Linked DNA regions of Homo sapiens: region 1 is linked to region 2. The links are chromatin contacts, found by Hi-C or POLR2A ChIA-PET in ENCODE. All regions are on one chromosome and are shown on one strand. The core of a region is the stretch at or near the end of the contact, and the rest is flanking DNA. Distances in the headings are between cores, read along the strand shown.

Evidence for each region. A loop is a pair of places that touch in the nucleus more often than their neighbours do. ChIA-PET counts read pairs that join two places held with the same protein, here RNA polymerase II (POLR2A).
Region 1: a loop to region 2 is called in a map of Caco-2, with 2.3 times the contacts of the local background. The contact joins two enhancer-like sites. A Hi-C loop is called at or near these places in 2 of 168 maps with a recorded cell type or tissue (Caco-2 and posterior vena cava) and 1 of 37 single-sample maps with no recorded cell type. POLR2A ChIA-PET finds 5 or more read pairs at or near these places in 5 of 52 experiments (AG04450, BJ, PC-3 and 2 more).

What each region holds. Positions count from the first base shown.
Region 1 is chr10:28,585,765-28,589,520 of GRCh38, forward strand. The region is part of intron 4 of WAC (WW domain containing adaptor with coiled-coil); the gene reads left to right. Among named protein-coding and RNA genes, the nearest start is that of WAC, 55 kb to the left of the region's middle. Within about 2 kb of position 2,412, at least 2 of the 41 ENCODE cell types and tissues checked have a DNase peak (open chromatin) inside an H3K27ac peak, as active enhancers do.
Region 2 is chr10:28,500,073-28,503,743 of GRCh38, forward strand. No RefSeq gene overlaps it. Among named protein-coding and RNA genes, the nearest start is that of LINC02652, 6.1 kb to the left of the region's middle. Within about 2 kb of position 2,304, at least 3 of the 41 ENCODE cell types and tissues checked have a DNase peak (open chromatin) inside an H3K27ac peak, as active enhancers do.

The DNA.
Region 1 (3,756 bases), core at 1,162-3,661, 86 kb after region 2:
CTTGTGGGCATTGTTTTTTTTTTATTTTGTAAAACACAAATGCAAACAAAACAAACACCTCATTCAGGGAAGACAAACTTTGATTATTAGGATTTTACAGCAGTGGGTTTAACCCAGTGAAGTCAGAAAGAATAAATAATGGGCGTAGATAAGCTTGAATGATTCAAATCATAAGGGTGTCAGGGAACTTAATTATGTGAGTGAAAGTTGAAGACCATTACTAGAATAGATAAAATGTTTTGTGTTTCTGGAATCCGCGTTCTGGTTTCTCTAGATTTCACCTGTAGGTGCATAAGTAGTGGTCTTTTGCATTATAATGTACCTAGTGGGAATGATACAAACAGCCCTTATGAACTGTAAATTTAATCTTACCTGAAAAGTTGGCTTTAGAGTTATCTACACAGATATTTGGGTATGTGGGTGATTTTTTAAAATCAAGTTAACTATTAAAAACCAAGTTGAAATTATCTTTTATTTTCAGTATCAGATTAAGGCGTTAACATTTAATGTACTTCCCTGCTAAGTCCTCTGATAAACATTTATTGTGGGGTGTTTACCGCAGAGCCTGGCTTATGGTAAAGATTAGGAAAAGCTTGGTGAATGCCTCCTTCACAAAAAAGTCATGGGAATGTTGGGCGCAGTGGCTCACAACTATAATCCCAGCACTTTGGAATGCCAAGGCAGGAGGATCACTTGAGGCTTGGAGTTTAAAACCAGCCTGGGCAACATAGTAAGCGCCTGTCTCTACAAAAAAATAAAAATAAAAAAATAAATAGCTAAGTGTGGTGGTGTGTTCCTGTGGTCCCAACTACTTGGAAGGCTGAAGCAAAGGATTGCTTGAGCCCAGAAGGTTAAGGCTGCTGCGTTGAGCTATGGTTGCGCCACTGCACCTCCAGCCTGGCCGACAGCAAGACCCTGTTTCAAAAATAATAATAATAAAAGGTAAAATAAAAAAATCATGGTATGACTTGTAGATTATTTTAGATTAGTTGTGCATATTTGATTTTTCAAAGGGGGCTCTGAATTAGGAAAAAAATGTTGCTTATTTTTATTTAAAGACACTGTAATTGAGATTTTCCCTTCTAAATATTCTATGCCAATTTTGATTTGCTGGGATGTGCTTAAGTTCAATCCTGTATGAGTTTGCATTCATATTCCAGCTCATCTTGTTATCAACTAAGTATCATCTGCATACTTTGGAGCTTTTGAGTCTTGAGCCAGGCGAGGTGCTTCCCACCTGTAGTCCTGGCTACTCAGGAGACTGAGGAGGGAGGCTCGCTTGAGCCCAGGAGTTGGAAACCAGCCTGGGCAGTATAACAAGACCTCATCTCGGGGAAGAACGGAAAGGAAAGAAAAAGTTTGAGTCTCATCAATATCTACCATATTAAAAATTAAAACTGGGAAATTATTCATTTCATTTAAAATATCAATTGTAAACCCATTATATGGTAACATATGTAACATCTTTGTGAAAAGTAATTTTTAAAAAAATAGACATTGAACATCTTAGTAATGTTTGACTTAATAGAAAAAGACACTTAGAATTTCATAATTTCGTATCTGCTTCTGCATTCAATCTGTTATGATACATCCAGTGTTTTGTTGAGCCTCTGGGTAAACTTCACTGTATGCTTGTGGTAAAATGAGGAAGAAAAAAATAATCATGTTAGTATTATTATGAAAATAGTTCTGGTCTTGTGAAAGGCTGTTGGGGTTCCCCAAGGTTTCCTGGATAACACTTGGAGAGCTGCTTTAGAGCATATATTGGCAACCATCCCAGGCCAAATCTAGAAAACTTTAAATGTTTGCAGGCCTTTCGTTTAAGTCCTCAATATTAGTTACTCTTTTTGTAAAGTTAAGAAATTTGACACCTGCTATTGCACATCGGCATTGTAAAAATTATCCCATAATTTGAAGGGTTTCTTTTTCCTTAACTCCTTGAGGATGGCAGTGGGGTGGAGAAAATAAAGTTATTGGTATGTGATTGTATGCTCTACCCTGGAATTCTGTTAAGTGTAAGGTATCAGCTTGGACTAATCTAGAATTTGATAGGCAAAATCAATGTAGTGTGGTAGACCGGTGCTCGGGTTTGTGAACTTTCTGTCCTGGAGGTTGTGCCAGAATGTTAATCACTTAAATAGAATGTTTAGTTCAGCTGACTTTTTTTTTTCCTTAAAGCACAACTTCTGTGAAAGAAACAGTATGTTTATATATTCAAATGCAAACTCCTTATTTCCTCCAGGATAAGTTGGCAAACCATCACTTGGAAGAGCACTGGCCTAGACCATACTGACCTCTGGTGTCCTCTGTCCACTAGTCTCAAATCTCATTCTACCTCTTCAGTTCAGTAATTCCACATAACCACTTGGCAAGCAAACCAAGCCTTCCAGATAACATCCGTAGAAGGGATCAGTTGCATAATAATTTATGTATAGGGAGGAGTAGGTGGTAGGGAAGAACTTCCTGAATTTGGCCCTTTGTGATTGGGTTCCTAAAGCTTGATTGTAGGCTTCTGGAAGCTAGTGGGATTGAAAATTAACTCTCCACTGCTTTTTGAGGTGTGAGGGCGCAGGGCTGCTTTGCCACCCTCATTATTTTGGGATGTAAACCTGAGCATATAAATACATGGCAGAGTCTGTGATCTTTTTCCAACTGCCTTCAGAATTATTAGGGGAATTTCCAGACTCGGTGTTAATTTAGTGGAAATAATAGGCATTTGGAAACCAGAGTTTTTTGTCCTTTGATAAACCACTAATTAGTTTTGTGACCTATAGACAACTCATAAGTTCTCTCAGCTTGTTTCCTAGTTGTTAAAATTAAAGCTGGGCCAAGGGTAAGGCAGTGAATAAGACTTCATTTCCTCAAGCTTGAAAATTGTGGCACGATACAGTGAACCCAGAAGGATAGGCTATGATAGTATAGTACATTATTTCATTTTTTTAAGTGGTTTAATCTTTTTAAATATTTTTTAATTTTTCTAAATTGACAATTCTACATATTTATGGGGTACATAGTGATGTTTCGATACATACAGTATATTTTTATAATGTTCAAAAGAGTAATTTGCATATCATCTCATTTATTTGTGTTGGGAACACTCAAAATCCTCTTTTCTAGCTATTTGACAAAATATAATCAATGTTATTTCAGTAAGCTCCTTTGAAAAAATAAGGAATTCAACCAGGATAGTTGAGATTCTACCAGATTTCCTGGGGGCAATTAGATACTTAACTAATCTTTGTGAGATTCGTTTCGTGGAAACTAGACCTTTCAGATCTTTCTAATTTCATTATGTTACGTTGTCTATAAAACTACCTGGAAGAGACTGTACCTGAGAATTTTTGAAAGACCATTTTTAGTTATGGGAAAAAGAGTGATACTGCTAATCCTGTATATTACATGAGAACAAGATTCTGGTTTATGTGTACTTGATCCATCTTGTTGATTTTGAAGGTGAAACAAACTTACAGCTTTTAATTAGCTTTCTGTTTATGTTTACATATTTTGGTTCCTTTTCTCACTGAGTAACAGTTAATACAGGCAAGATTGTTCTCTTTTATACCATATATAATTAGTATTGTGCCTTAGAATTTAGAACTGATGATTTCATGCCATCATCTAGTCGAGAGTGCATTCCCCACCCCCATGTTACTGGATTTCAACAATTAAAATTGTGGTGGGAGATTTTGTCATGCTTTCTAAAATCAAGGTGATGTTAATTTCACAGTTTTCTTTCTGTGCCTAACAATCTAATTT
Region 2 (3,671 bases), core at 1,054-3,553:
GAGAGAAAAAGAGCTGTAGACTTTATTGAGCAGAGTGACAGTACAAAGCTTCCACAGCGTGGAAGGGGTCCCGAGTGGGTAGCCAGTGTTAGATTTTTCATCACCTTTTAAACTCTTTAAGGCCGGAAATACGTGGGATGGGAAGATGTTACCAGAGCGAGAAACAAAGACAATTAATATGTCTCAGATCTTGCGAACCGGAATTGTAACTTAAGTTTTATCTACTTTATAACCTTGCAGCAGCATGGCAAAGGAGACAGGATCTCACAAGACCTTACAAATTGTATTTACAGGGAATTGGAATTGGGAGCATAGATAAGGTCTGCTGGTCACAGAAAAACGGGTTTTTTAACATTCCTTTTAGTTTCAGGGGAGGAGGAAGGGAGAGAGGGAGAGAGGACACAGGGAAGCTTACAGCAAAATTTTTAGTGTTCATAGCTTTCCTGGGGAAGAAAACACATGCACAAATTCTGATGTTAGGAATATTTTAAGCATATATCTTCAATATTATTCATCCAGGACCAAAGTAAGTCCTGATGCAGGAAATGAGTGAGTTTCACAGCTTTCTCAGCCCCTACGACCCAGGAAGCCCAGCTAGCATCTCTGCTCAGTATTTCCACTGAGAGCTAGGCTGATGAGAATAGTGCAGAACTGTGAGTACATTAAAAGAGCACAGCCGGGTTCAGTGGCTTATGCCTGTAATCCCAGCACTTTGGGAGGCCAAGGCAGGGAGATCACAAGGTCAAAAGATCGAGACCATCCTGGCCAACATGGTGAAACCCCGTCTCTACTAAAAATACAAAAATTAGCTGGGTGTGGTGGTGCGCACCTGTAGTCCCAACTATTCGGGAGGCTGAGGCAGGAGAATAGCTTGAACCCAGGAGGTGGAGGTTGCAGTGAGCTGAGATCGTGCCACTGCACTCCAGCCTGGGCGACAGAGCAAGACTCCATCTCAATTAAAAAAACAAAAAAAAAAGATCTAGCAACTGCTACTCATATAAAGAGAAGTAAAATGTGTTTGCTGGAAACTGATGCTTCCATTTTGAAGTGGGTGGGTAAGAATTCTTAATCATCGTGGATTCATTTAGACTCAATTCAGAGTTAATATATTTTAATTTTACACTTTCATTAGTTACTTTTGTTATTTATATGAGCCATTTATGAAATGAGTATCCAAAATCAGCTAACTTCTTCAGATCATTGTTTTGTGATAGCTAATAACTTTCTTTTTTTTTTTTTTGAGACGGAGTCTCGCTCTGTTGCCCAGGCTGGAGTGCAGTGGCACGATATCGGCTCACTGCAAGCTCCGCCTTCCATGTTCATGACATTGTCCTGCCTCAGCCTCCCGAGTAGCTGGGACTACAGGCGTCTGCCACCAAGCCCGGCTAATATTTTTGTATTTTTTTTTAGTAGAGACAGGGTTTCACCGTGTTAGCCAGGATGGTCTCTGTCTCCTGACCTCGTGATCCGCCGACCTTGGCCTCCTAAAGTGCTGGGATTGTAGGCGTGAGCCACCGCGCCCGGCCTTTTTTCATTATTTATTTAATCAAGCTATGAGTAGGAGTTTATATTAGTTATATTTCTTATGGAAGGTTTCTTAGAACGTTACCGCAACTTTTTTTTTCTTTTAACTTTTTTTTTTAGGTTCAGGGGTACATGTGCAGGTTTTGTTATATAGGTAAACTTGTTATATAGATAAACAGTACAAAAAAGTTGGTACAGCAACTTTTTTTTTTTCTGAGACGAAGTCTTGCTCTGTTGCCCAGGCTGGAGTGCAGTGGCACGATCTCGGCTCACTGCAAGCTCCGCCTCCCGGGTTCACGCCATTCTCCTGCCTCAGCCTCCTGAGTAGCTGGGACTACAGGCGCCCGCCACCACGCCCAGCTAATTTTTTTTTAATATTTTTAGTAGAGATGGGGTTTCACCGTGTTAGCCAGGATGGTCTCGATCTCCTGACCTCGTGATCCGCCTGCCTCGGCCTCCCAAAGTGCTGAGATTACAGGCGTGAGCCACCACGCCCTGCCAGTATGGTGTATTTTCAAAAGGAGATAATTTCTTCCCATATCTGAGGGTTTACCCATTTAAATTAGTTTAGCTACGAATAACAGTAAATGCAAAATTACAGTGGTTTATCAAAAAAGCAGATTACTTTCTCACTCACGTTAAAAATCTCTCTAGGGAGGTAGTAGTCTCTCTAGAGGTGACGCGCCGTCCCACGATGCCAGGAAACCGGGCTCTTATCTTTGGCTCTATCATCCTTAGCACATGGTTTCCACTCATAGTCTAAGGTGCGTATTCACGCTCCAGCTCTCACATTCACAATGTAGCCAGAAAGGAGAAAAGCAGGCGGGGCGCCGTGGCTCACGCCTGTAATCCCAGCACTTTAGGAGGCCGAGGCGGGTGGATCATGAGGTCAGGAGATAGAGACCATCCTGGCTAACACGGTGAAACCCCGTCTCTACTAAAAATACAAAAAATTAGCCAGGCGTGGTGGCTGGAGCCTGTAGTCCCAGCTACTCGCGAGCCTGAGGCAGGAGAATGGCGTGAACCCGGGAGGCGGAGCTTGCAGTGAGCCGAGATCGTGCCACTGCACTCCAGCCTGGGCGACAGAGCGAGTCTCCGTCTCAGAAAAAAAAAAAAAAAAAAAAAAAAAAGGAGAAAAGCAGAAGAACCTTTTCCCTTTAAGGATAGTTCCTGAAAATTCCACGCACCACTCCTGCTTATATCCAGCTGGACAGACATGGCCACGTCAAGTTACAAAGGAAGTGGAGAAATACAATCTTTTTCTGGACAGAGAGAGGCCCACTAAAAACTAGGGATTCTACAAAGAAAGAATGGAGAAAAAATATTGGGAGAAAGCCTCCTTTTGACAGAGCTTTTATATTTGTAGTGTTCCACAGGTAAATTTATTCACTTATATAAACGGGTCAATCTTCTTTCGAATATGAAAGTAACTTGCATATAGAAAAACATCCAAAATTTATTTTAGAATTTTGCAGATGAAATCTAGTTTTTCAAATGTTAATTTAAGATGGCCTGTCTTTTTTGATACAGGTAATGTATATTCCTTTTTCTGGAAGTATACTTTGTGATTAAAAAAAAAAAAAGAATCAAAGCCAGATGGAAAACAGCATTGTAAAAGGAAAGAATTCAGTACTACCGCACAGTTTTATACCACCTGGCAAGCAGACAACACTAATATGAATTTGGAACCCTGCCGATGGAGTCATATGCCCCTGCTGGGCTGGGCTGCTAGGACAAGCACCTGCCTATATGTGCCAAGTGTGCTCCCTGCTACGTGCTTTTAATGCAGTGGCCTAAAGGCACATAATGCAGGCCAAAGGTGGGCTTGAAAGAATACTCTCACAGAAGTCACATTATCCCAAAGTGATAACAAGGTTTGATTAATTAGGAAATACTGGACATTTATATGAGTGGAATTATCATATTTCCTCAACACTCTCTCTTTACAGACACTAATGCTTCATCAGCTCAACATAGCATCCATGTCCTCAAAACCTTCCATCACAGTTTTAAACATAAGACTCGGTAAACACAAACAAACAAACATCTTTCAAACATGCATATTCAGATACTATCTTCATAATTTGAATTCCTGCAAGATAGATCAATGGAGTCATGCAGGCTACAGATTAATCCAACGTAGCAAC